Regions from separate parts of the Homo sapiens genome. Here region 1 is linked to region 2. Evidence: read pairs that join two places in POLR2A ChIA-PET (ENCODE). Cell type or tissue: PC-9. All regions are shown on one strand. Links, peaks and the distances in the headings refer to the core of each region. The heading gives the core; the rest is flanking DNA.

Region 1 (11,927 bases), core at 2,630-10,629, 350 kb before region 2:
TTAGACAGATGCAAGTCAAAAGAGATGTATCCATCTTGAATTTTGTCAATACTAAAATGACATAGTGACTTAGAGATTTATCTAGCCAAAACAGTTTAGAATTAATGTTGCTTTTACCATTAATTTTGTCACGACTGCATGGTGGCTTTATATATGTAAAAGGCTCCTAACCATCACAGATGCATTTCAACGTGTTTATGGGTACAATATGTATTTTTTAAAAAAGATTCTAGAAAAAAGGAGAAGCGAGGAGGAGATGGATGATATAATCAACAAAATGTTGATATATTTTAGAACGGGATGAGGCATACATAGGGGTTCACTGCAATATTCTTTCTACTTTTGTGTATGTTTGAAATTTTCCCTAACGAAAAGTTTTAAAATATTTGGGAAAAAACTAGCTTATAATAATATAGGTAGTTTATAACATTTATTAAATAAAAAGAACTTAAGGATGAAATTCATAAACAATGTTATAGGAGGCAGAAAACAAAGTATGTGTTAATCAATAAAAGTAATCAGAAAAAAACAAAGTAATTATAAATCACAAGTTGGAAGACAAGGAAGGAAATATTTGAGAGAAATTAGGTCAGCATGGTGGCAGGTGCCTGTAATCGCCGCTAGTCAGGAGGCTGAGGCAGCAGAATCACTTGAACCCAGGAAGTGGAGGTTGCAGTGAACCGAGATCGTGCTATTGCATTCCAGCCTGGGTGACAGAGCGAGACTCCATCTCAAATAAAAAATAAATAAATAAATAAAAAGAAATATTTGCGAGAGAAACTGGTTCTCTGGTAATGTTTAATAATAATCCCTAAACTTTTTTTTCACTCAACAATGGCCATAAGAAAACACTTGATCTGGACTATACATTCTTCAGAGTGTAAACATTATTCATTAGATTGTAGTCAGCCCAAATGGAATTTTTCCTTTAGACAACTCTTTTTTTTCTTTCTGATGCTATTTTTACCAAAGTAATCTTTTCCAAGCAGCTTTATCCTGTAGGATTCTCCCAGTGCCCGATGAGAGTCCTTTTGGCTAGTGGTAGTAGAAAGGTGCTTTAAAATACATAATGGAGTTGCGTTTTGGTTGAAGTATGACATTTGCTAGATTTGTGATTTTCAGCAAGTCATTTAAAAATTTCTGGGCCTTTCTACTTATTTCTAATATGGAGATATAATCACTATCTCAGACAGTTTCCTAAAATGTGGCACATGAAGTATGCTGTTTTAAACTTTTACAAATATAAGGCTAAGGGTTTAAAAAAGAATATACTGGGGCCGGGCAAGGTGGCTCACGCCTGTAATCCCAGCACTTTGGGAGGCCGAGGTGGGTGGATCACGAGGTCAGGAGATCGAGACCATCCTAGCTAAACACGGTGAAACCTCAGCTCTACTAAAAATACAAAAAATTAGCTGGGCGTGGTGGCAGGTGCCTGTAGTCCCAGCTACTCGGGAGGCTGAGGCAGGAGAATGGCGTGAACCCGGGAGGCGGAGGTTGCAATGAGCCGAGATCGTGCCACTGCACTCCAGCCTGGGTGACAGAGTGAGACTCCATCTCAAAAAAAAAAAAAAAACACACATATATATATATATATATATATACACACATTGGCTGGGCACGGTGGCTCATGCCTGTGAATCCCAGCACTTTGTGAGGGCGAGGTGGGAGGATCACCTGAGGTCAGGAGTTTGAGACCAGCCTGGCCAACACGGTGAAACCCCATCTCTACTAAAAACACAAAAAAATTAGTCAGATGTGGTGGCGGGCACCAGTAATCCCAGCTACTTCGGAGGCTGGGGCAGGAGAATCGTTTGAACTCTGGAGGCGGAGGTCACAGAGAGCCGAGATTGCACAACTGCACTCCAGGGACAAGAGCAAGACTGCATCTCAAAAGAAAAGAATATATCAAGGTTTTCTCCAAGTTAAAAATCATAGTTGAGGCTTCAAGTCCTAGTGACAGTGAACATCCAATATTAAACTCTACTAGAAGGCTGTTAGGGTCTCTTCCTCCTTGTTCTATTTCCATACACCTTTTATTTTATTTCATTTTTTTGAGACAGAGTCTCACTCTGTCACCCAGACTGGAGTGCAGTGGCTCGATCTCGGCTCACTGCAACCTCCGCCTCCCAGGTTAAAGACATTCTCCTGTCATAGCCTCCTGAGTAGCTGGGATTACAGGCGTGCACCAACACGCCTGGCTAATTTTTCTGTTTTCAGTAGAGACGAGGTTTTACCATGCTGGCCAAGCCTGTCTCAAAGTCCTGACCTCAAGTGATCTGCCCACTTCAGGCTCCCAAAGTGCTGGGATTACAGGTGTGAGCCACCACACCCGGCGTATTTCCATACACATTTTAAACAGGTTGATTCTCTTCTTCTGAGTGACAGGTATGCATATTTGCACTTCAATGTATTACCAAGAATGCAAAAAGTTGAGAAATACGTTAAGGAAACCACATTTTCTACTTGAGAGTGTTTACTTCAGTCTTTCTAGGAGTGTATATGCTTCTAGAATATACACAAGGTATGTCAGACCAGAGGTATGAAAATGAGGCATTTTGGCCAGGCATGTAATCCCAGCACTTTGGGAGGCCGAGGTGGGTGGATCACCTGAGGTTGGGAGTTTGAGACTAGCCTGACCAACATGGAGAAACCCCGTCTCTACTAAAAATACAAAATTAGCCGGGTACGGTGGCACATGCCTGTAATCCCAGCTACTCAGGAGGCTGAGGAAGGAGAATTGCTTGAACCCAGGAGGCAGAGGCTGCAGTGAGCCGAGATCGTGCCATTGTACTCCAGCCTGGGCAACAAGAGCGAAATTCCGTCTCAAAAAAAAAAAAAAGAAAAGAAAAGAAAATCAGGCATTTCATTTACTGCAAATGAATTAAATTATCATCAGCATGTTAAGAATTCTGTAAGTAAATATCACTTTTAAGACATATTTTACCTGGAATTCACTCAGTTGCAGAACTTATATAAAGGAATCACCTTCACTCCTGATTTGTCACTAACCATGGCTGTAAAACATAACTGGCAATCATTAGAAGTTTCTTCTCTGGAGAAACAAATTGACCTCAGAGAGAAGACACTAACAATTGGGGGGTTTCCCAACAGTGAAACCCACCAGTTGAAAAGCCCAACATAATTACAGAACCTCCAGGCAACTTCATAGCGACTTACTCTCAAATATCAACAACAGATATCTGGAGGGAAATGTCCAGTATTAAAGAGAAATAACAATAACAACAGCAAAGGGACCAAAGGGAACCAGAGACAACATAGGACCTGAAACAAAACTTAAGAAAGAAAATAGACCAAACCCGAAGTAAAATATTCTCAGAGAAATAAGAGATTGTATTCATAAAAACAAGTAGGACGTTAGGACTAGGAAATCATCAGAAACAAGAAAGAACTTTAAAAATAAAATTTTATATCCTTCGCCCACTTGTTGATGGGGTTGTTTTTTTCTTGTAAATTTGTTTGAGTTCTTTGTAGATTCTGGATATTAGCTCTTTGTCAGATAAGTAGATTGCAAAAATTTTCTCCCATTCTGTAGGTTGCCTGTTCACTCTGATGGTAGCTTCTTTTGCTGTGCAGAAGCTCTTTAGTTTAATTAGATCCCATTTGTCAATTTTGGCTTTTGTTGCCATTGCTTTTGGTGTTTTAGACATGAAGTCCTTGCCCATGCCATCAACAAGTGGGCGAAGGATATGAACAGACACTTCTCAAAAGAAGACATTTATGCAGCCAACAGACACATGAAAAAATGCTCATCATCACTGGCCATCAGAGAAATGCAAATCAAAACCACAATGAGATACCATCTCACACCAGTTAGAATGGCGATCATTAAAAAGTCAGGAAACAACAGGTGCTGGAGAGGATGTGGAGAAATAGGAACACTTTTACACTGTTGGTGGGACTCTAAACTAGTTCAACCATTGTGGAAGACAGTGTGGCGATTCCTCACGGATCTAGAACTAGAAATACCATTTGACCCAGCCATCCCATTACTGGGTATATACCCAAAGGATTATAAATCATGCTGCTATAAAGACACATGGACACGTATGTTTATTGCAGCACTATTCACAATAGCAAAGACTTGGAACCAACCCAAATGTCCATCAATGATAGACTGGATTAAGAAAGTGTGGCACATATACACCATGGAATACTATGCAGCCATAAAAAATGATGAGTTCATGTCCTCTGTAGGGACATGGATGAAGCTGGAAACCATCATTCTCAGCAAACTATCGCAGGGACAAAAAACCAAACACCCCATGTTCTCACTCATAGGTGGGAACTGAACAATGAGAACACTTGGACACAAGAAGGGGAACATCACACACCGGGGCCTGTTGTGGGGTGGGGGGCTGGGGGAGGGATAGCATTAGGTGATATACTTAATGTAAATGACGAGTTAATGGGTGCAGCACACCAACATGGCACATGTATACATATGTAACAAATCTGCACATTGTGCACATGTACTCTAGAACTTGAAGTATAATTAAAAAATAAATAAATAAAAAATAAAATTTTAGGCTGGGCGCAGTGGCTCACGCCCATAATCCCAATGCTTTGGGAGGCTGAGGCAGGTGGATCACTTGAGGTCAGAGGTTCAAGACCAGCCTGGCCAACATGGTGAAACCCCATCTCTACTAAAAATAAAAAAATTAGCCAGACAGGTGGCACGTACCTGTAATCCCAGCTGCTCGGGAGGCCAAGGCACCAGAATTGCTTCAACCTGGGAGGCAGAGGTTGCAGTGAGCCAAGATCACGGCACTGCACTCCAGCCTGGGCGACAGAGCCAGACTGTCTCAAAAATAAAAAAAAATAAAAATAAAAAATAAACAAAATTTTAAAATTAAAGAAAGGGGGAAACTTGGAAGAAATCTTCCAAGAAGTAGATTAAGGAGGCAAAGAAACAGAAAACAGGAGAGAAAAGAAAATTTTAAGGTCAATCCAGGAAGTGCAAACTTTGGCTAACAGGAATTCTAGGAAGAGAAAACATGGAGAAAAAGACAGAAAATCTTCAAAGAAATAATATCTGACTTTTAAAATGGGCACATGTTTTACCTTGATAAAAGTAATTAAATCATATGGGCAATCACATATCTCAATGTTTAGGTGTTTACCTGCATGAAGTAGGTATATAAACATTATTATATATTATACTATATTGTTCTCTGGTTGTTTTCTATGGATTATGCCATTGTCTCATTTCAATTATAACCTCTTCACATCCAGGAAGAATATTTGCCACTTATGGCAGGCACATATTCTATTTCTGATAAATACTTGTTAAACTCATTTGCTTTGAAGACGACTTGAGTTTCCAGTAAGCTCTGTGACTGTTTAAGAGGGTTCAGTCTTTCAGCCTTGTTACAAAAGTAAAGGTCATTCTTAGCTGAAACAGTTACTTAAAACTCCAGGAACTAGTCTGAGAATCCCAGCTCTTACAATAAAGTCTAGAGGGAAGTCATTTTATAAAACAACGATAAACTGAAAGAAAGCTAGTCAAATGGCTTTTGTCTGAATACCCTTAAAGATCTTTGTCCATTCAATCTTCTTTTCAGGAAACTTGATCTGAGCCTCTATCCAGACACCCAGTTATACGGTACCAGTTAGTGGAATATGTAGGCTATGAATCAGACTCCACTGTGGAAACTAATCCTTGAGTCACGATCATAATATTCCATTGGCATTCACCCCAGGGACAAGGTATTCATTTAAGAGTGCCACTCTTCCACGCAAAGGATGAAGCATCACGTAGCTCCCACTCATCATCACAGTCATCACTCAAATATCCTAGTTTGGTTATCTGTTTCTGCAAGGCTGTGTGTAGTCATCCTCACCTATCAGGATTCTGCAGTCATCTCTACCTCATTCCAAAGGGTCCCTGGCTTTATTCATTAATTTAATAAATATCTATTAAGTGTCTATTTTGAGCTAGTCATTGTTCTCTATAGTAGGGAACTGTATTCTAGCAAATCTGAGCCCAGAAAAGATTTGCTTAATCCATTCTCCAGAATACTTCTCTAATCAATTCTAGTGAATTTACATTTGCCTACCTATTGCCATATCTCCATCTTTAACTTTTTTTTCTGCTGCATGTACACTTAGTATCTGAAGTATTATTGATATGTTTTTAATGAATTACTCGTGATAATGGCCACAATAATGGCATTGCAGGGACTCAATGGATACTTCGACTTTGAACTGTATTACTGTTCTCATCAAAGAATGGCCTTAAGACTTACTTCTCAAAGTGTGTCTGGGGAATTACCAGCATTGGTACGATCTGTTATAAATACAGAAATCTCAGGCCCCCATTCTGAGACCTACTGAACCAGAACCAGAATCTGCATTTTAATAAGATCGCCATGTTATTTACATGCACATGAGAATTTAAAAATCACTGGCCCAGCTGACATCTTAATAAGCCATTCTCTAATTCCTTAATAAAGCATTAGAGGGTAGCCTGTGAGTCGGACACAGCAGTGCACCTGTAGTCCCAGCTACACAGGAAGCTGAGGCAAGAGGATTGCTTTAGCCCAGGAGTTCAAATCCAGCTTGTGTAACATAATGAGACCTCATCATAAAAAAACAATTGAGATAAAAAGTAAATAAAAGGAAGCAATCCTGGATAATATTATTTTAGGTATATCTGTACTTAACTTCAGGTATAACTATACTTAACTAAGTTTAGTTATAACTGAATTTAAAGACATTGTCTACTATATCATCAATATCTTGCTTGGGTAATGTATTTTTCTACTAAGGTAATCAAAATGTTTCCTAGTGTTATGGTTTTATAATACCTCTAAGTCAAGAGAAGGCCTACGCTCTTTCTTCACCAACAGACATCCTCGGGCCTAACTAGAAATGCCATGAATTTACTTACTTGTTCAAGGTGTTCTTTGTTGTGACTCACCCATGAATCGAGCTACAAGGTGCACATACACACTAGCTGGTTGCTCGTCTAAGCCCTCAGGTCTGCTGCTCTTGTTCTATCCCAACAGTTCGCTTCAATCTTAGTGTGGGTAAAATTGCTTTTCAACAGTTGCTCCCATGTTGAGTCCTTCCCAAAACATCTCATTGAACTGGGACAGATCTGCTCATCTCTTGTTTTGAAATTACTGTATCTCTAAGTATCTGTCTTCATCTGACCATGGTCTCCCAATTTTACACAAGGAACAGAGGATACTGAACCAGACGTGTGAGCAATACTTTGGATTATTTCCAGGGTATGCTGACAAGACAACTGGTTCCCTTTCTCAGCATTCATTTGCTCCTTCTGCTAACCACCTTCCTGACCTCAACACATCGCCTGGCCTCACCCAGAGACTCTGCCAAGCCCCTTCAGCCTACAAAGCCTCTTGTCCTGGCTTCTCCTGGTCTGTCTTGTTTCCCTGTCACCTGTGATGTAAAGGGAGAGTGGACACAAACGGGTGAGGCCTCACAACAGCTAGCACATGGTAGGCTCCATAGCCTGTAAGAAGCCGGCAACATAGACAGAATTGCCTATTATCCAAGTAGTTTCTGGGAATAGGCCTTAAAACCTTGACTTGTTTTCTACATGGAAGCTCTATTTTGTCTCGTCTTATTTTTGGTGGTAGAGAGGGGACTGAGAAAGTTAGACTAATGCTGTCCAAAATGAGGTGTGAATATTCATAAGCGATTTCAAGTTTTCACTTATAATTTTCTGTTTCCTTCATTTGATATTGCTGAATTTCCTTTTCACTCATCATACTTGCTTATTCTATAGTTCCAAGGTGAAAGAACGTAAGACTGTAACCTTTATTTTTTTCTCCAGGAAAAAGAGACTGTACTCTCCCTGTAGAGAGGGAGTTTGTCTTATACATCTTATATCCACTTCACATATGCCTTCTGTATAACAATAACTACATATATACCTTGCCTATGCTATCTCATGCTTATTTTATGACATCGAGCAAGCAACCTATGCTGGCTGTTTCTGCTTCCTTACCTGTTTGATTCTTTCTTCAATCTGGCTTTTAACCCCGCATTCTCCTGAGCCTACTCTTGCTAATGGACCTCCTAACTGACACATCCAGTGGATACTTATGTTCTCTGTGGTACTGTCTGCTTTCCTCCTTCCCTCACCTTTCACCCATGCCTCTATGCCTCCACGCCTCCATGCTCTCCATGCCTCCATGCTCTCTTGGCCTCTGTGTGGTTCCTCCTTAGTCTCTTCTTTATCCCCTCTTCTACCGCCTCACCAAAGTTGGTGGTCCCCAAAATTATAATTTATCTTCCCTTCCCATCTCACTGTATACCTTCCCTAACGTGTTCATCCTTATCTGAGGCTTTGACTATACTCCTGACTCCCAATCTACATTTCCAACTCTCACTTCTCTCCTGAGCCTTGGTCCTGTATGTCCAACTGCCCTACTTGAAAACAGCACTATCAGGGCAGCCTCTGATACACATAAACTTCATACATGATTTCTTCTTCACCCTCCCAATCTGGCCCCTCTCCTGAATTCTCCATCTTAGTTCATAACATCACTGTTAACCCAGTCATCCAAGTTAGGAAAACTTTAATTCATTTATAATCCATGAAACCATGAAAAATTGTCTTCTAAAAACCTTAAAGAGAGCACTTCACACTCTCAAATAAAGACCTCCATTGCCCAACTACTTAACTATCAGCCGAAGACCCCCTTCTTTGTCTTCAGCATGAAGCACCAGGCCTAATCGGACTCTGACCCACTTCTGGCAGATCACCGCCTCCCACATCCCCAGGCTACCCTATGCTTGAGCCCCACTGGACTATTTACAGTGGAGATTCTTTCACATTTCTAGCCTTGCATATGCTGCTGCTGCCACCTACAGCAGTGACTCTCAACAGGGGACAATTTTGCCCCTAGGGGACATCTGGCAATGTCTGGGGACACTTTTTGATTGTCACACTGGGAGAAAGGGGTGTTACTAGCATTTAGTGGGTGGAGGCCAGGGATGCTGTTAAATATCCTACAGTGCACAGGATAGCCCCCACTACAAAAGTGTCCAGCCCAATATAATAATGCTGAGATGGGGAATCCCTGCCCTAGAATCTCTTTGATTTCTCTGCCTGATGAACTCCAGTTTACCTATCAAGACTCGGTTCAAATGTCACCTCCTCTGGGAAACCTTCCTCTACCAACCAGGTCCTCTCTCCAGATAAATAATGTCACATCTTTCTACTTTTTCATACACACCTCTATTTAGCACATCACATATTAGACTGAAAAAAAATTTTTTTTTTTTTGAGACGGGGTTTCGCTCTGTGGCCCAGGCTGGAGTGCAGTGGCGCGATCTCGACTCACTGCAAGCTCTGCCTCCCGGGTCCACGCCATTCTCCTGCCTCAGCCTCCCGTGTAGCTGGGACTACAGGCGCGCGCCACCATGCCCGGCTAATTTTTGTATTTTTAGTAGAGACGGGGTTTCACCGTGTTAGCCAGGATGGTCTCGATCTCCTGACCTCGTGATCCGCCCGTCTCGGCCTCCCAAAGTGCTGGGATTACAGGCGTGAGCCACCGCGCCCGGCCTAGACTGAAAATTTTTATGTTTACAAGCATGTCCCTATTACTAGAATGGGAGCTCCCCTAAATAGAGACTGTATTTTACTCATCTTTTATTCTCAGTGCTTGGGACAGTGCCTGGCACTCAAATGTGTACTGGATGAATTAAACAAGACACATCTACAGAGAATACAAAATGTTTTCAAGCAAACAATTCAGCACTCTGAATCTGTCTGAAATTAACAATTCCTCAGTTCTAAGAAATATACATGTACAAATATACATTTTTCACCAACTTTCTAAAACTAGTCATTAACATTGTGGCATCACATTTTAGAATATTTATAAATTACATTGGTTTATATAAGTGCTGCTCAAAATAAATTTAACCAAATCTCTCTAAATATTCTGCTAAATTTAGTAAAATAAGGACTGGAAAATAATGGAACATTAAAGTAAGTATATATTTAAAACATCTATTTTAGGAAGAACAATAAAATAAGAAAATATTGAAATGTATAATCTTGAGATTAGTGTTAAAGGCTTTGAAATAATTAAGACATAAGTTTATTACAGTTCTACTATACTAGGCTTAAGCAATTTACCTATTTAGGATTAAGTTACATATAATGAACAAAAACTTTTATAACAAAAAGAAAAAATGTAAAAAATAATTCTAATAAAAATATGAATATAAGTAAAGAATGGAAGACATTCAAGCTTGGGAAAAATGCTAATGCACATTAAATAATAGGGTACTGAAATCTCTGAGCATCCTAACAACATAACATAGGAGATTTAGAAAACAACAGATGGGGGAAACAAAATAACAGTAGAGAAAAGTAACTACTATACAGATTTAGAAATCTGAATAGCAATCATTGTTGTAACTGTATACATAGTACCTTAGCTCCTTAACCTGCTTCTTGATTGAACTGACAAAATATTACACATACTGTTAAAATATCAAGTATTTATTTTCAGATCAAAAGTCATTATATAGCCTTTACAAAAGTAATACTGTATTTCAAAAGGCATATGTAATAAACATATGCCAGTCACTGTTATGTTGTTTGCTATGCCTGAAATCAACATTATTATGGAGATAGACTACAAAGTCTCATCTTCACTCTAAGTTGTAAACACAGAACACAGACAGTGTCCCAGATACAGGTAAAAGTTCTCATTAGATTTAAAAAATCAGTCATTAATAAGCTGTTGATTACAGTAAGCTAGAAACTCAATTTTATACTGCTAGAGACTGGTAGCTAAACATATAAGAAAAGAAGTTGTAGACTCTCAGTGCTTTAGAAACCAGGTTCTCTGACCAAAGCAGTGATTTAATTTCACGGCTGCTCAGTACAGATAGCTGACATTACTAAATGCTACTCTAATATCAACTTGTTAAATGTGAATCCGGACTCAGCATATCAGAATACTAACCCAGACTAACTGGAGTCATGGGAAATATTTTGGGAGCTGTTTATTTATAAGTGAGTTACAATATACCACTATAATTAGATTAATATATAATTATTGATAAACACAAGATTATTTCTAAAACCCATTATTGTTGCCACTGCTATATTTAGAAAAAACAACACTAGAATCTTCTCCATAAAACAAGCCTTTGATTTATCAATTAGATCTATTTAGATATAGCATAAATTAAATTTAACTGTCACTATATGGTTTACAATGCTTTTATAAAGAGAAGTCTAATAAACATTAAACGGGGGGACAATTTAAATCTCCAGCAAACTGCACACTTCTGAATTATTTTATAATCCAATAATCTACCAAAAGATAGAATCTGCACAAAGTTATACATTTGATTGTCACAAAAAATATTTAAGTTAGCTTACCTAAGCATAAATAAAACCAGTAACAGTGGATATTTTTAACAATGCAAAAGGCATTTGATCCACATTTCATTAAAAAACACATTTAAAATACTCTTCTCAAAAGCATCCACAACAAACTATAATTATTACCACAAAATAAACTATTTTAAGGTATTTCTACAAATATTTCTACATGAATTATTCCTTTCAGATTATTTCATTAAGTGTAAAATAAATTTATAAGTAACATTAATTCAACTAGCATACTATTAACGTTTCTTCTCAGTGCCACTTCATTTCTTTCTTTCAGGAAGAAAAACAGTTGATTAGATTATAATCTCCTAAAATCTGGTTTTAGAAAAGTTTCCTAAATGGAATTTAAAATTCTAAATTATAGATCAGAATTTGAAATCTGATCTTTTTTTATCCTTAGTAAAGTAGTGGCTTATATTAACATCTGGGCATTGGTAACAATTATTATATTTACCAGATTTCAGAAGAGAGAAAATAAACTAGCAATTACTATTTTATTCACCTAAAGTTACTTATC
Region 2 (11,927 bases), core at 1,998-9,997:
ATGGATGCACAATGCCATTAGGGAGGCTGGATTCCCTTGCCTCTCTTGGCCCATAAGTGGAGGAATTGCCAGTGAGGATGTCAAAGTCCATCTTCCATTTTCTAGGCTCAACATAAGTCTTTCAAACCCTACTGCAGTACTAGGAAGAGAGGAAAGCCCAGTAAGAACTGAGATTGGATTTCCTTCTACTCCAGCAGAATTAAGGCTGAGATCACTTAAGTCTGTGGTAAATTTAATTTGATTTAAAGAATAGTGACATGTCTTGCACACCCAAATTTGTACTTGCAAATTTATACTTCCTAGTGGTGGATGCTATATAAAAAAGACACTGGTAGGTGAGATATATAAGATTAAAAACCAGTGAATGGCGTAGCTAATAACTGCTAAGGAAGTTTAGAGAAAGAGCAAAAGGAGCTAAAGTTAAAAGTGGCGTGGAGGACTTGGGATGGAGCTAGAGTGTGAGTAAAATGAAGGATTTATAAAGGTGGGAGAAAGAATGGAGACAAGTCCGAAGGGAAAGGCAGTGTGAGTAGAAGCAGGAAAACGAGCATGCAAATGACAAGACACACAGAAGACTGGTCTAATTGGAGTGAACAGCTGATGATAAAGGTTATATGGGGTACCAAATTCCGAGTGTATTCAAGCTAGTCTGAGGAGTTTGTGCTTCCATACTGTGTACAAAGCGAGGTTCTACGAGAGAACAAGTAGTAGGAGATATATATTTTATATTTGTATGTTTACATATTTTAAAGGAATTGGCTTATGTGATTGTGAGGCTGGCAAGTCTGAAATCTGTAGGGAAGGCCAAAATGCCTTGCATAGTGGATGCTGCAACCCACAGGTGAAATTTCTTCTTCCTTAGGGAAAAAAAAAAACAAAATAATTCAGTTTTGCTCTTAAGACCTTTCACCTGATTGGATGAGACCCACCAAAATTATTTAGGATAATCTACTTAAGTCAACTGATTGTAGCTAATTAACCACATCTGCAAAATACGTACCTTTACAGCAACATCCAGCTTAGAGTATGATTTGAATAGCTGGGTATGTGTCAACTTGGCTAGGCCAAGGAACCATGACACTTACCACACTCTGTAAGTCACTCCTCATGTATTTGAGAAGATGTCTTTGGATTTTCTTTATGTGGATCTCAGGAAAGGTAATTTCTTATGAAGTGGGCCAACCTGTCTCCTTTCCAAGAATAGATCTACTTTCTCTGCTCTTCCCTGTACATAAATGTTTATTCCCAAGGATGAATTTCTATTTTTCTTCATCCCTTTTTCCCTTACCATCTCCTGAAGTTATGCCAGTGTTATATTGTGGCTGATGTTAGTATGTTTTTGTTTTCTCCGTTTAAAATGCCTCTAATTATGCCTGTAGTGTCATTCTCCTAATTCAGCAAAGCCTCAGGTTGTCGGCCATATCCACAGTCACCCTCCAAGCCTGGCTCTGTTGATGTAAGCTTCCATCCTTGTCTCTTGTAACCCTGGCCCCCTAGTTGGAACAGGGCTCAACATTTGACACCATGACAATCAATCTTCCGGCTAGACAGTGGCTTATGAGCTGACTCAATAAAACCTTTGCCCAAGGAAGATGTTAGTAATTAGCTAACGGATTGATTCCTTTTTTGGAGAGTATGAATATGATAAGGAGAGAAGGTTAGGCAGTTGGGAGTAAAAACAGTAGCTGAAAGATACACAAGAGAAAGCTAACCTCAGAAACCATTAGACAACAACCAGAAGAGGCAATGATTAAGCAGAAACTGTGTGAAGAGGAGCTCAGAGGGCTTAAAGAAGATAAGATAATGGCTTAGTGTTGATAGGAGCAGTAGGCCCAGGGAATGATAGAAGCTGAGTAAATTTCCTCATGGAGCACCAGAGAAAGCAGGTGCAAATGAAGAGGAATGGATTATTGGCCAGGCCTTGGGGAAATTCAGGATAACCACCCAGAAATCCAGGAACAGACATACAAGCGACGGCATAGAAACTTAAGGGGAGCTGGGGAGTGAAAAGTTTGTTTAGGCTCCAGTGCAGCTCTAGCAACTGAATTATCTTCTCAGACACTCAGGAGAAGACTTTCATTACTTCCTTAGTTTAGTGTGATTTTCTCCTCCCCCAGAGAGTCTTACACATAAAGTTATGGTGTGAAGGGCTCACTCTTTTGTCAAGAATTGCATCCTCTCAGCAGTTTTCCCTTATCCATTCCCTACCCACTCCCAGCCAGTTTGTGTTAGCTGTCTCTTTTCTGTGGCTCTGTGGTACCTTGTACAGCCTTATGTCATACTATCTCATTGTAGGCTAATTGTAGGTTTGTTTGCCTATTTCTTGCATCTACACTCCCTCTACCTGACTTCCAGTACTACAAACTATATTTGGTCAGGAAGTATGTTTTTAATCTTCTCTATATCTCCAACATATACTATAGTCACTCCCACAAAGTAGCCAAACAATGAATGTTTGTTGAATTGAGCTATTAGAAAAACCTTTTTTTTTTTTTTTTGTCCAGGCCACAAAATAAAAGCAGAATGTCAGAAAAAGCAGAATGGGCTAATAAGAAAGCTCAATATCTTATTCATAATAATGGTGTAGGAGCTGAGAACATAGTTAATTTGTACTTAAAATTCATGTCTCCATGACTTTACAAAAATTTTTCAAGCAGCCAACTGTGTCTGTTCAGCCTGACATCTGGTGCTACAATTCTCCAGATTTAAAGGTACTCTGGCCAGCTTTGTTCCTTTTAAGGAAAAGAGTCTGCTGCGTGCTTCCTGTAACCTCTAGTTTCTTATCTGAATTCAGATCCACACTCTTGGGCAGATGAGGCTTGAGGCTGACCCTCATGGAGATCCCCCGGGCTTCCAAATTTAGAGTCTAGGATCCAAATCTCAGCTCTACCACTTGCCATTTTTGTGATCTCAGGCAAGTTCTTTGCTTCTCTGAGCCTCAGTTTTCCAATTGGTAAAAGTGGGGATAATAACTCCTTCACTCAGTTGTACTGATAATTTAATGAAAAATATTTCTGAAAATACTCCACACAATGCTTTACACATAGTAAAAGCCAAATAAATTATGAATTTCCCTTCCTTTTTTTCTGGAAGGTAGAGAGGAGAAGGGAAGGAATAGATTGATGGCAGGGGATAAGGGCCCTAAAAATGACAGGAGTCCTGAAAACCAAAAGTGGTGGCAGCCTAGTTTTTACATGCCACTACTTTATAGTCTGATAAAGCACAGGTCATGATCACTAAAAGCCACACGGCACCTAAGATAGCTGCTGCAAGAAATTCCTTGATCAGAGCACAGAAGGACATTCAAACTCTGCGTGTTTGAAATGCACAAAGCAGATAGGGAAAGAGGCACCATTGGATGGCAAGAAGAAAAAATTTTGCCTACACCAAGCAAAAAAACCCCAAAAATCATAAAACAAGGAGAGGTTCAACACATGCTATGTCAGAGAGTCCTGGGAGTGTACAGAGGTGTCTGACTTTAACCCCCTCCAAATATCAACCCCAGAACTGAAAAAGGAGAAAGAACGGAAGGTCTTCATAATCAGTTGGAAAATCTTACACAATATTTATAGGAACTTTAAACACGTATCCCTTCTGAGGTCCCTAAAGAAAGCCAAATGACACTAGCTATTCAGGGACTCAAAACCCCAAATAATATTAGAGATGAGGGTCTGTGCTTTCTAGCTACTCTCAGAAGGGTTCTCTTAGTGAGTATTAAAGCTGTTAAAGTTAGCTCTTGATGTACTCTGAACAGGCTACTCAGCAGTCAGGAATTGAGGTATGGCAGGGAGGGAGTAGAATTCCATAACAGGATGAGCTTGTTAGCCAAATCTGACTGAAAATGTCACTTATCGCTGCCCAATGTATAAGGTGGAAAAAGTGGCTAAAAATTACAGCTCTTCACAATCAGTGTCTCCCACTCCCATGAAAGAACATTAAAAAAAAATGGAATAGACTACCCAATGTGTTGTTAAAGGCAAGTGACTTGAGACTTGCCCCTCAGAGAATTGTTGGAATAGGGCTTCACTTTTCTCTCTGTGTCAAAGAAACTTTGAGTATCTTTTTAAATGTTTTGAAATAAAAATGGCAAGAACATAGGTTATCACCCACAAATTACATTTAATGGTGTTTTGAAAGAGTTAATTCAAAAATCCTGTGTATGAAGAGTAAATCAAGATGCCAGCCTGCAGGAAAGTTACCTCTACCAAATCTTATGAAATGACAGAAAAGATTAAAGGGGGTGAGGTTAATTGGTAACAGGACAGGGGACAAGAAAAATGCCGTAAGTGTATGAGAAATTTTCAGGAGATGGGATCAGACTTTAGAAAAACATACTAGAGCAACTGTGCCGTACATTTGGCTCTAGATTGCTGAGGAGGTAGGATAAATTTCAGGGATGCTACAAGCTCAGAGAGAACAGGTTCTATGAATAGGACATCCTAGGGTAATGGCCAGAGTGATTAACTGAAACACTGCATTTGGAGCAGCTGGACTGCTACTCACATTCCCTTCTTTTGCTTGTAATTGTCCACAGATTAAGTAGTGAGCCTGTGGATTCTGAGAGCCAACAGACAGAAGAGTAGCAGTGGACCCCAGGAGGCACAGGGAGGCTCCTCACTCTGAAAAGAAACACTCTCCCCAGCAATATGCCCTTCCCTTCACCTATAATCACAAGTTGACCCACATCAAGCAGAAGGAGAGAGCTAACAGGGATTCTTATTTATAAAGTAAAAGAATAATCCAATACAAGAATAATACAAGTTTGCAGAGACACCAAACTCAGAAAAAATAATACCTAACGAAAGAGAGTTTATAAATTTAAAAAAGATGAATACAAATTCTTTTTATAAATTTTATAATTTTAAGAAAATATAATTATTGTATATAAAATATATACTTATAAATATCACAAATATAACAATTATCCTCAAAGAGGTTCAAGATATTACATCCATGAAAATGAAACAATGATCCCAGAAATTTAAAAACATGATTTTTGAAATAAACTCAGGACATATGTATCACCAATAGAATCTCTTTGAAAGGATGACTATAGGATAAATTTTAACAAAATAAATGATGAATCCAAGAAAGATGAAGGTGAAGCATTCAAGAATCAGTGGAGAGAAAAGAGATGATTTGTCTAAATATGACATATATTTAAAATTAATAGCATAAAATTAAAATCTAGATTAGACGTTGGCAAATGTTTTCTGTAAAAGACCAGATAGTAAATATTTTCAGTTTTGTGTTCCATATAGACTCTGTTGCAACCACTCAGCTCTGCTGTTGTAGTGTGAAAACAGTCATAGATAATATGTAAATGAATGTGCGATAAGACTTTACAAAAGCAGGGGGCAGGTGAACCCCTGTTCTAGATGATTGCAACATAAAGATGGCAGGGACAAAGCATGATGGAGAGATAGGAGGTAAGTTCTAAAAGCTGTATGTTTTATAACTTTTATATAGCTGTGTGTATATGATAAACACATACACACACATATGGAACACCAGATGGCAGAAAAAAAGTCAAGCCATCAGTGATTCCAGTACATGACACATGGACAGAATTTCTTTAATAAAAAAATCTCAAATTTAGAAAAAGACACCTAAAAAGAAGGTTGGAAATAAAAACGTAGAAAGATACATCAGGCAAGTTCTAATAAGGATAACAAATATAGTAACAATGTTAGACAAAAAAGAATAATGCGAAAAGGGTTTGACAAGATAAAAAATGTTCATATTAGTGAAAAATAGAATTCTGTAAGAAGCTCTACTAATACTGAACCTTTATAAATCTAAGAATATAACATCAAATGTCATCTTTATAACCTATAAAGTGAAAATGATAGAAATATAAGTAGGAATGAAAAATACAGAGCCATTTTAGAAGACTTTAACACACATCTCAAATTGATAGATCAAGTAGGAAAAAAGTAAGGATAGAGAGGATTAGAATAACAAAGAAGCTTGATCGAATAAAGGACTTTGTATGAATAAACAGTGAATGCATAGTCTCCTCAAACACACATGAAACATTAACTAGCTGCTAAAACACAAAGAAAATGTTAAATTTCAAGATAAATCATTCAGGTTACATTTTTTATACTGAAATAAAAGTTGTAATTAATAAGCAAATTGTTTATAAACTTGGAAATAAAAACCACTCCTTTAATACAAAAAAATTTAAAATGAAATTATAAATTATTTACAAATGATAATATGTTAAAATTATTGAACATTGTTATACAACCAGCATTATGCTAAGTGATCTACATGGATTATCTTTTTATTTTCACAGTAATCTTGGGAAGTTGATTCCATTATCATCTCATGTCACAGATGAGGAACTGAAGCACAAAGCTGTACTAAATAACCCGGCCAAGGGCACACAATCCATAAATGACAGTGTTGGGATATGAACCTAGATAGCATGATTCAGAGCTAGTGTATTTAACTGCAACAATAAGAATGACAGTGAAAACAATACAAATCAAAATCTACATATACTCAGAGAAAATGCAGCCAGGTATGCGTGTTTTAAAAATAAGAAAAGATTGGCTAGAAATAAATCATGTATAAAGCTTAAAAAGCTAGTGAAAAAAATACATAAAGTAGAAGCAAGGGTATTACTAAAGGAAAAAAACATGAATAAAATGTTGGGGGTTGGGGTGGGATAAATTTGTATAAAACTAAGAGATGATTTTTTGAAAAGAACCAAAAATGTCAAAAGTCTGGAATGTCTCACCAAGGTTAAAAAAAGAGAGAGTTATCAGCATTAGAAATTAGAAGGGGATATAATTATAGGTATGAAATAGATTTTGAAAAGTTTGAGGTGAATACTGAATTTAAGCTAATTTTTACTTATTTATTTATTTGTTTCTTAAAAGTTTTAAGTTTAGGGGTACATGCGCAAGATATACACGTTTGTTACATAGGTAAATGTGTGTCATGGGGGTTTGTTGTACAGATTATTTCATCACCAAGGTATGAAGCCTAGTAGTTCATTACTTATTTTTTTTTGATCCTCTCCCTCCTCCCACCCTCTGCTCTCCCATAGGCCCCAGTGTGTTCTATTCCCCTCTATGTGTCCATGTGTTCTCATCATTTAGCTCCCACTTATAAGTGAGAACATGCAGTATTTGGTTTTCTGTTCCTGCGTTAGTTTGCTAAGGATAATGGCCTCCAGCTCCATCCATGTCCCAGCAAAGGACATGATCTCATTCTTTTTGTTGGTTACACAGTATTCCATGGTGTATATGTACTACATTTTCTTTACCCAGTCTATCATTGATGGGCATCTAGTTGATTCCAGGTGTTTGCTATTGTGAACAGTGCTCCAATGAACATACATGTGCATATGCTTTTATAATACAACAATTTGTTAATATATTCCTTTGGGTATATACCCAGGAATGAAATTGTTGGGCTGAATGTTATTTCTGTCTCTAAGTCTTTGAGGAATCACCACACTGTCTTCCACAATGGTTGAACTCATTTATACTCCCACCAACAGTGTAAAAGTGTTCTTTTTTCTCCACAACCTCACCAGCATCTGTTATTTTTTGACATTTTAATAACAACTGTTCTGACTAGTGTGAGATGGTATCTCATTGTGGTTTTGATTTGCATCTCTTATGATCAGTGATGTTGAGCTTTTTTTATATGTTTGTTGGCTGCATGTATGTCTTCTTTTGAGAAGTGTCTGTTTGTTTATGTCCTTTGCCCACTTTTTAATCGGGTTGTTTTTTCTTGTAAGTTTGTTTAAGTTCCTTGTAGATGTTGGATATTAGATCTTTGTTAGATGCATAGAATGCAAAATTTTCTCCCATTCTGCCGGTTTTCTGTTTACTCTGTCGATAGTTTCTTTTGCTGTGCAGAGGCTCTTTAGTTTAATTAGATCCCATTTGTCAATTTTTGCTTTTGTTGCAATTGCTTTTGGCATCTTGATCATGAAATCTTTGCCTATGCCTATGTCCTGATTGGTATTGCCTAGGTTTTCTTCTAGGGTTTTTATAGTTTTAGGTTTTACATTGAAGTCTTTAATCCATCTTGAGTTGATTTTTGTATATGGTATAAGGAAGTGTCCACTTTCAGTTTTCTTCATATGGCTAGCCTGTTCTCCCAGCACCACATATTAAATAGGGAATGCTTTCCCCATTGCTTGTTTTTGTCAGGTTTGTCAAAGATCAGATGGTTGTAAGTGTGTGATCTTATTTCTGGGTGTTCTACTCTGTTCCACTGGTCTATGTGTCTGTTCTTGTACTGGTACCATGCTGTTTTAGTTACTGTAGCCCTGTAGTATAGTTTGAAGTTGGGTAGCATGATGCCCCTAGCTTTGTTCTTTTTGCCTAGTATTGCCTTAGCTCTTCAGGCTCTATTTTGGTTCCATATGAATTTTAAAATTGTGTTTTCTAGTTCTGTGAAGAAGTCGATGGTAGTTTAATGGGAGTAGCGTAGAATCTATAAATTGCTTTGGTCAGTATGGCCATTTTCACAATATTGATTCTTCCAATCCATGAGCATGGAATGTTTTTCCATTTGTTTGTGTCATCTCTGATTTCTTTGAGCAGTGATTTGTAGTTATCCTGAAGAGGTCCTTCACTTTCCTTGTTAGCTGTATTCCTAGGTTTTTTATTCTTTTGTAGCAATTGTGAATGGAAGTTCACTCATGATTTGGCTCTTGGCTTGCCTGTTTTTGGTGTTTAGGAATGCTAGCGATTTTTGCACATTGATTTTTGTGTCACTCTTTTTCCTTTCCTCCATTTTGTTGGGGATGTACTAATATCTGAGTATGGTTTATTCTTATTTAGATTTCTCTGATTACTAATTATATGGAACATCTTTTCATGTGCTTATATTCATATTGATAGTCTCTTTTGTAAAATGCTTGCTCAAGTTTTTGCTCATTTTGTTTATTGATTTGCCTTTTTCTTATTGATTTGTAGACATTCTTTAGATATTGTAGATATGTTATTTGTTGGATATATATGAATATATATGTGTATATATATACATATATAAACACCTATATGTATATATAAAACATATATAATACATATATATATGCATATATAGCAAATATCTTCTACTAAACTATGTCTTGCTGTTTCATCCTCTTAATGATGCCTTTCAATAAACATAACCTCAGAACTTGAATTAATCCATCTTTTATGTTTTATGTTTTTGGGGAATCTTATTTAAGAAATCACTGCCTACCCAATGTCATGAAATATTCCGTTATCTTCTAGAGCAGGGGTCAGAAATTTATGGCCCATGTGACCTGCCATTTGTTTTTGTAAATAAATTTTTGTTGGAAGACAGCCATTCTCATTCATTCATTTATGTATTGTCTATGGCTGCCTTTGGACTACAACAGCAGAGTTAAGTAGTTGCAACAAAGACTGTATGACCTACAAAGCTGAAAATATTTACTATCTGTCCCTTTACAGAAAAAATTTATTGATTTCTCTTCTTGGATATTACTGTTTTTCTTTCACATGAAGGTTTATAATTTAATCAGCATTAATTTTTGTAGATAGTGTAAATTAAGGTTAAAGTCTGTTTCATGTGAATTATTTAATTGCTCCAGCATCATTTATTGAAAAAAAATCTTATTATTACAAAATTGCAGTGGCATCATTGTTGTACATCAAGTATATATATGAGCCTATTTCTAGATGCTCCCTTTTGGTATACGTATCTATTATTATACTAATACCACACTGCATTAAATATTGTAGCTTTATGGTAAGTTATGCTATCTGATATGGTAAATCTTCCAACAATTTATTCTTCTTCATTTCTTGGCTGCTATAGGTCATTTGCATTTCCATATAACTTTTTGAAATCTCTAATACATTTCCACAAAAATTCTGTTAGGATCTTGACTGGGATTGCATTGAATCAATAAAATAACTTTTGAAGAATAGCTTTTAAATTATAAAATTAATTTATGATATGAAGTCTCCAAATCCATGAACATGGTATATCTATTCATCTAGTTAGATCTTATGTAATTTTTCTTTGAAATGTTTTGCCGTTTTCACTTTAGTGATCTTACATGTCTTTTATAAAATTTATTCCCAGATATTTGAGGTTTTCCAATGATATTGTTAATAGTATTGTTTAAAATTTTTTATTTACCAATTGTTTTTGCAAACACATACAAATACAATAGATTTTTATGTATTGATTTTGTATTCAGTGACTTATCTAAATTCATTAATTCTAATTGTGTATATATTATTTTGGGTTTTTCTATATTTACAATCATGTCATCTGAAATGACACTTTTACTTCCTTCTTTCCAACCTCACAGCTCTTCTTTCATGCCTTGTGGCACTGACTAGGACCTGCAGTGCAATGATTAATGCAAGTAATGAAAATAAATATATTTGAGTGGTTTCTGAATTCAGGAAGAAAGCATTCCATATTTCACCACTAAATATGTTAGCAGCAGGCCTTTTGTACATAAACTTTATCATATTAAAAAGTTCGCTTATATTTCAAATTTGCTGAGAAGTTTTATTATGAACTAGTGGTTAATTGGAGGCCTTTTTGCATCTATTGAGGTGATCAGTGATTTTTACTTTCATTATTATTTTATTATTTACATAAAAAAAGCAAATATAATTTAGTGAAGTAAGTTATATTGATTAACTTTTTAAACCAATTTTTTATTCCTAGAATAAACCAAATTGGTTATGATATGTTATCCTTTTTACATATTCTTTGGATTTGATTATTTAATACTTTGTTCTAATTTTTGTCCCTATGTTCGTAAGAATTATTAGCTTGTAACTTTCTTGTATTATAATATCTTTGTCATATTTTTGTGTTAGGGTTGTTCTAGCCTCAAAAAAATGAATTAGGAGGAAGCGTTTTTTCTTTCTTTCCTGAAAGAGGTTATGTAGGATTGATATATTTTTCTTAAATGTTTTGGAGAATTCACCACTAAATATATCGAAGCTCAAATTTTCTTTGAGGGTAAGTTTTAAATTGTAGATAGAATATATTTAACAATGATTTTTATTTCTTTTAATTTTTCTTTTATCAGTTTAGATGACGTGATTTTATATAAATTATTCATTTTATATAGATTGTCAAATGTATTTATATAAAATTATTCAAAATATTTCTGATTTATCTTTTTAGTTTTGTAGGATCTGTAGGGATATTGCCCTTTGATTCTGATATTAGTAATTTATACTTTTGCTCTTGATTGGTCTTGCTAAGAGTTTATCAAATCTATTGATATTCTTTTTTTAAAAAAAGCTTTGGCTTTGTTGATTTTTCTCAATTTTATGTCAGCTATTTCATCAATTATTGTTTTCATTTTTATTAATTTCCCTCTATTTTCTGTTCTTTTTCTAACTTCTTGAGATGGTAACTTAGAAATTAATTTTTGATTTTTTTTCTTTTCTGATATAGGCATGTAAAGTCAACTTTCTTCTAATCATTGTGAATTAAAAAAATCCAATCAGAGAGAACCCACACAGTAATTTTAACCAAAAAATAATAATATAATAATTATTAGGCCAGGCGCAGTGGCTCATGCCTGTAATCCTAGCACTTTGAGAGGTCAAGGCAGGTGGATCACTTGAGGTCAGGAGTTCGAGACCAGCCTGACCAACATGGCGAAACCTCATCTCTACTAAAAATACAAAAATTAGCCAGGCGCAGTAGCATGTGCCTGTAGTCCCGCTATTCGGGAAGCTGAGGCATGGGAATCACTTGAACCTGGGAAGGGGAGGTTGCAGTGAGCTAAGCTAACGCCATTGCACTCCAGCCTGGGCAATAGAGCGAGAGACTGTCTCAAAAAAAAAAAATTATTAACTGTACCAGGTCATTGAAGTAATGAGAGACTGGCTAGCAAGAAGAGGATCCCAAAGGATATAGGAATAGTAGATGTAGGTTACAGCCTC

The links. Peaks named below come from ENCODE experiments on the same cell type or tissue, not always from the same donor. Only the 100,000 strongest peaks of a DNase experiment are listed, where the experiment ranks them.
Region 1: POLR2A ChIA-PET joins it to region 2 with 5 read pairs; 3 of 35 experiments call an interaction of 5 or more read pairs at or near these places.

Annotation. Positions count from the first base shown.
Region 1 is chr15:55,902,268-55,914,194 of GRCh38, forward strand. All of the region lies in intron 5 of NEDD4 (NEDD4 E3 ubiquitin protein ligase), which reads right to left. Among named protein-coding and RNA genes, the nearest start is that of NEDD4, 85 kb to the right of the region's middle. In PC-9, for the core only: no CTCF peak of the experiment used is centred there; a DNase peak (open chromatin) is centred at 5,704; H3K27ac peaks cover 661 bases.
Region 2 is chr15:56,249,898-56,261,824 of GRCh38, forward strand. It overlaps a transcript of TEX9 not described here. Among named protein-coding and RNA genes, the nearest start is that of RFX7, 12 kb to the left of the region's middle. In PC-9, for the core only: no CTCF peak of the experiment used is centred there; no DNase peak of the experiment used is centred there.